Regions from separate parts of the Homo sapiens genome. Here region 1 is linked to region 2. The links are chromatin loops, found by intact Hi-C in ENCODE. Cell type or tissue: mammary epithelial cell. All regions are shown on one strand. Each heading gives the region's core, and the rest is flanking DNA. Links, peaks and the distances in the headings are about the cores only.

Region 1 (2,919 bases), core at 152-2,651, 77 kb before region 2:
TTGTTTCCAAGTTTTGGCAATTATAAATAAAGCTGCTATAAACATGCATGTGCAGGGTTTTTGCATAGATATGCTTTCAACTCCTCTGGATAGGTACCAAACAGTGTGACTGCTGGGTCGTATGATAAGAGTATGATTAGTTTTGTGAGAAACTGCCAAATTGTCTTCCAAAGCAGTTGTATCATTTTGCATTCCCACCAGCAATGAATGAGAGTTCCTGTTGCTCCACATCCTCATCAGCGTTTGGTGTTGCCAGGGTTTTGAATTTTTGCCATTCTAAAAAGTGTGTAGTGGTATCATTGTTGTTTTAATTTGCATTTTCCTGATGATATATGATGTGGAAACTTTTTATATGCTTATTTGCCATCTGTACATCTTCTTTGGTGAGTAATCTGTTCAAATGTTTTGCCTACTTTTTAATCAGGTTGTTTGTACTTTTATTGTTATGCATTGAGTTCTTTGTATATTTTGGGTACCAGTCCTTTATCAGACATGTGTTTTGCAAATATTTTCTCTGTCTGTGGCTTGTCTTCTCATTCTCTTTGAGAGTGCGTTTCGCAGATCCGATTTTTAGATTTTTAATGAAGTATAAGTTATCAATTACTTCTTCCATGGATCATGTCTTTGATGTTGTCATTTTCGGTTTGAAGAGTCGCTGTTCTTCACTGTACAACATCTGAAGCAAGAGACAAAAACCTTTGTGCCCGCGGCTGCTGCAGGGGGGTCTGAGGGCAGAGAAGCGCTTTCAAAGGTTGGGGGCGTTGCGGCTGCCGCCGCCGGAGCGCCTGGCCAGGGCCTATCCCGGGTCCCGGGAAAGGCTGTTGCGTGCAGCTTCATTCTTCCGCGCAGCAGCCTTGCGGAGACTCAGAACGAGGTGCGGGGAAAGAGCTGACGGGTGGATCAAGAAAAGAGGGAAACAAGCAAACGCACCTTCTTAAACTAGAATTCTTGGTGAAGCCAGAGTTCCCAGATAAAGCTTCGGTGTCAGGTGAGCTAGATGGTATGTGTGGCCCGAGCCATTGCATGTGGGGAGAAAGGTCAGGCAGGATTTTCACGTTTTCATCTATTTGGACAGTTCCTTCTTCGAGCGGGGTCGAGAGCGAGAGGAGCGACAGCTCCCAAGGTACATTTCATCATTCAACGTACTCAGATGCAGGGAATTTGGGTTGCATTTTCCATGAGCCTTCGGCTAGCAGAAAATCTGTCAAAAGATCTTGAACAATCCCTTAATTCTTTCCGCCTGGGATTCAATTGCGCCAAGAGGACTAATTGTGCTAAAGCTATAAAAGTGTGCTTTGCTCTCAGTAACGACACAAGCTGGATGTTGTTAGTGTGTCCCGGAAGGAGGTTACTCAGGTGTAATCTGGGTTAGGCTTTAGGTGGAATTCATCCTCAGAGTTGGTCACTCCCTGGTCGAGCACGAGGTAATATAAAATGCTTCGCGTTTTTAACATGACAGGAATTCTCCGTTACAACCGACTTGTGCCAGGGGATGTAGCTCAGTGGTAGAGCGCATGCTTCGCATGTATGAGGCCCCGGGTTCGATCCCCGGCATCTCCAAGGCGATCACGTAGATTTTGTTTAATTCAGCCTCTGGAACAGAATATAAGAAAAACAAAGAAAAAACTATTTTAGTCCTTTCTCATTTTTGCCATTATCATTTCCTTTAAATCGATCAATTTCCTGTCTTTATGTTTGTTTCTCTTCTATTTGGTTGACTAGCCACACTCCATATTCCTGTTTCCTGGAAACTTCCAAGGTGTTTTATTATGTGGTGAGTAATACAAAGTCAGAGGGACAATTCAGAAATGTACTGTTCCTATGAATGCATCCAGGAAGAGGGAATAGAGCTGAATATCCAAGAATGTTTTAAGATCTACTAAATGAGGCCCTAATCCATTCCCAGTCTCCAGTGAAAAACTATCAGTAAAAATAAAATGTCTCCGTATCATAGTTTTTTTTTTGCGGGGTGGGGAAAGTGGAATAGGATGGAAAAGAGGAAAGTAGCATGCTTTTTTTAGTTTTAGTATTCAGGTGGGAGTTGCTTTCAACTTAAGGTCCACTCTATCACCTTAAGATAATGTAGATCTTGTCCTACAGTTACTAACCTGGTAACCATTTTCTCACTGCACGTTTTCAAGGTTTTTGTGTGGGAAAGCTGGTCATAGAACATTTGGGACATTTGGGAAAGTAGTAAAGGTTAGAAATAGCCTGTAGAAATGGAAGGCAGAGTTGGTTAGAAACTCACAACAGGTGGAACGCGGTGGCTCACGTCTGTAATCCCAGCTACTCGGGAGGCTGGGGAAGAAGAATCACTTGAACCCGGTAGGCAGAGGTTGAAGTGAGCCAAGATGGCGCCACGGCACTCCATCCTGGGCAAAAAAGAAAATCATAACAGATTTCCTGACAGCACTGAGAACCCAACTGAGGTTGCATTCTGGGCAACTGTAAGTAAATGAATTTTTAGGTTTATGTTATTTCTGCATTGCACTTATGTTCATGCTTTGATTCATTTGAGTGCTTTGGAATATTGATAATGAATTTGTTCTGTTGCTTCAGTTCACATTTAAAGATACACCAAAAATGCCAATGAGTATTTCTCTGCCATTGTTAAGAGGAAATAATTAAACATGATAAAAAAGAGAGGATCACAATAATAGTGAAATATTACAACGAAACATTATAAGAGGAAATAATGAAACATTATAAAAGCAAGGATCACAATAATAAGAAAACATTACAAAAAAATTAGCCAGGCATGGTGGCAGGCACCTGTAGTCCCAGCTAGTTGGGAGGCTGAGGCAGGAGAATCACTTGAACCTGGGAGGTGGAGGATTACAATCAGACTTGAATTTTACAAAGTTAATTCCATAAATAATGTGGAAAATGGATTGGGAATGGTGGTGAAATAAGATGAAA
Region 2 (2,919 bases), core at 140-2,639:
ATTTTCGTGCCTCAGTCTCATGAGTAGCTGGGATTACAAGTGCGCGCCGCCGCACTCAGCTAATTTTATTTTATTTTATTTTATTTTATTTTATTTTATTTTATTTTTAGTAGAAACAGGGTTTCACAATGTTGGCCAGGCTGGTCTCGAACTCCTGACCTCAAGTGATACACCCACCTCGGACCGGAAAATCATAACAACTGTCCTCATTCAAATAAATAACTACAATTGTTTGAATCATTAAATAAACAAATCTTTAGTCCTCTAACCCAGGTCAGTTTTCCATGCTGGGTAGTTGTATGGTGAGGATGGATATATGAAATTTGGTAAAGGAACATGATGGGGAGAGAAGACAGTCCCTTCTGCCTAAAGAGAAGTAAAGATTTCAAAGGAAGGACAAACAATACAAAACAAAACAAAAACAAAAACACCCCAGCATTTGGGCAAGAAATAATCTCTCCAATATTTTCCACCAAATATAGAAAAGCCGAGAAGCTCTAGTGAGTAGATGGGTTCCTTGGTGCTGGGTTTATTTGAAATTGCCAAAGTCCGCTTCTTCCTGGATAGATAAAAATTATGGGATGGAGTTGGTTAAGTGGCCCGCCCAGGTCACACGGTGAGTGGGACAGAACCCCGACCCAAGCTAGCTGGCTCCTGCTCTAGGAAGGATTGCCCCACCCGACCCTGTAAGTGTTGGTGGCAGCCAGGCTAAATCATCTTACGCAGTAACATTCCAAACTACTCTAGAACGAAAATGCTCACATCGGGGAGTCTTTCTACCTTTTTTCCAACCCCGTTTTGACCCATTGCTGCATATCTCAGCAATGCAATAATTCCAAACCCCAGATAAAGAACTAGAGAGAAATGAAAGCGTCTCTTTGCTGTCCGGCATATTTCAGAAGCAAAAATGTATAAGGAATCACAGAGCCGGTTTATTGTTCGTTGTAGTTTGTTTGCTAATTTCTGGCACCTCCCAGAAAACAGGAATCTCTGGAGATGTTCTCATCAGGAGAAGGAATAATCCGGTCCCTCCAAAGGGAGAACACAGAGGAGCTAGCTGGAGCCAGGTCAGCAAACCAGGGTTCAAATCCTATGTCCCATGCATTCCAGTGTTCAGCAAGGATCTACGTATTTAATACCTAGGCGTACTGTTTTTATCTGTTCGTTTGATATGTGCCAAGTAACTGAACCACTCTAGGTGTCATTTATCACTTTTGTGGTTGCTGCGAAATGTACCTAAAAATACCCGATTCTGGGTGTGGTTGTAAGGACTGAATCAGGATTAAGCCAGAAAAAGAGCGATTAAAAATATATTATTACAGGACTAACTGTGCGGAGGAAGAAAATGACTTTGCCACGCTTAGCATGTGACGAGGTGGCCGAGTGGTTAAGGCGATGGACTGCTAATCCATTGTGCTCTGCACGCGTGGGTTCGAATCCCATCCTCGTCGTTTCTGGAGGTTTTTATTTAACCCTCTGAAAGGATGGGTCTGAGTGCTGCCTAGTTAGCGTTTATCTTTGGTAGATTAATTTGCCAAGAAACCAAGTAAATTACTAAATGTATCTTAACTGGCCTCTGCTAATTTTCAGTTCTGAGTACAAGATTCTCTCAAATCTCAGGGACAATTCTTCCTCAGCAACATTGATCATACTTGTAAGTTAAATTAGCCAGTTGAAACATTTGGGTAGTGTTTACTTTTCCCTCCAGATGGTAACCTTCTTAAGGGCAAGAAATATATGTGTTCTCCATTGAGTTTCCAGCTCTTCTGAAGGAGCAACTGAATAATTAATTGAGGGCTATAGAAAAATATTGTCAATAAACTTAAAGTAAATGATAAAAATCATCCACATAAATATGTACAACAAGTTATTGATACTATATTTTGCAGGTATTTTCAGCCTAATTTTAACCTTACTGAAATTTTTACTCTTTGCTAACTTTAAACTGCCCTCCCCCAACAAAATACTTAACCATTATTGTCTGCTGGTCTCTAGCTTTGAGGAGGATTTGTCTCTGCTTAGAGATGTGACAAAGCTGAAAAATATACTCCATACGACATTCCCAGTTATGTCTAAAGATGCCTCCATAAGCAAGACAGAGAGGAATGTCCATATTGAATAGTTTCTACTTGTGATTTCCATCGTGGGCCTTGGGAGAAAAAAATATATATTTTTTATTTTATTTATTTTATTTAAGTTTTTGAATAGGCACTGCATTCACATGATTCCAAAATTATAAAGCTATATAAAATCTTGCACCCATCCATAATTATTCCCCAACCACCTAATTACATTCTTTACTGATAACCACTGTTGTTAATTCTTTCCAGGATTACACTAAGCACATATGAATATATATTACATAACATATATATTTCTATTTTTATCTCAAAAAAAGCACAAATGACAACATACTATGAATATCATTCCTTATCCTGCCCCATTTCCCTAACCAATATATCCTGGAGAGCTTTCTGTATCATCACAAAAAGTGAAAGCTTATTCTTTTTTAAGGATGCATTGTATCCCAATGCATACTTTACCATATATTATTTAACCAGTTCTCTGTTGGACAATTTGGGTTTTCTGTATCTTTTGCTATTATAAACTATGCTGCACAAATAACTTTATATATACATACATAAAATTTTGAATGTGTATATCTGTAATACTGCAATATAAATTTTTAAAAGTGAGTTTGCTGTGTCTTAGGATATACTCATTTAAAATATTTATAGATATTGCCAAATGGCCCTCCAAAAGGATTTTATTAGTTTACACTCTTAACCAGTAATGACTAAAATTCTTGTTCCTCTCACCCTCCTCTGGACTGTTACATCAGAATGACCCAAAGTGTGTGTTATGAATGAAGAATTCTGGGCCTCGATCATGATCTATTGCATTATAACCTCAGTGGCG

Evidence for each region. Hi-C counts contacts between places; a loop is a spot of excess contacts. Peaks named below come from ENCODE experiments on the same cell type or tissue, not always from the same donor. Only the 100,000 strongest peaks of a DNase experiment are listed, where the experiment ranks them.
Region 1: it touches region 2 in a loop (4-fold over the local background); 12 of 110 quality-filtered maps call a loop at or near these places.

Annotation. Positions count from the first base shown.
Region 1 is chr6:28,672,477-28,675,395 of GRCh38, reverse strand. It overlaps TRA-CGC2-1 (tRNA-Ala (anticodon CGC) 2-1), which reads left to right and starts at 1,489; the gene lies at 1,489-1,560. In mammary epithelial cell, for the core only: no CTCF peak of the experiment used is centred there; a DNase peak (open chromatin) is centred at 1,455; H3K4me3 peaks cover 925 bases.
Region 2 is chr6:28,595,872-28,598,790 of GRCh38, reverse strand. TRS-GCT4-1 (tRNA-Ser (anticodon GCT) 4-1) reads left to right here and starts at 1,370; the gene lies at 1,370-1,451. It also overlaps a transcript of SCAND3 not described here. In mammary epithelial cell, for the core only: no CTCF peak of the experiment used is centred there; a DNase peak (open chromatin) is centred at 1,330; H3K4me3 peaks cover 1,033 bases; H3K27ac peaks cover 747 bases.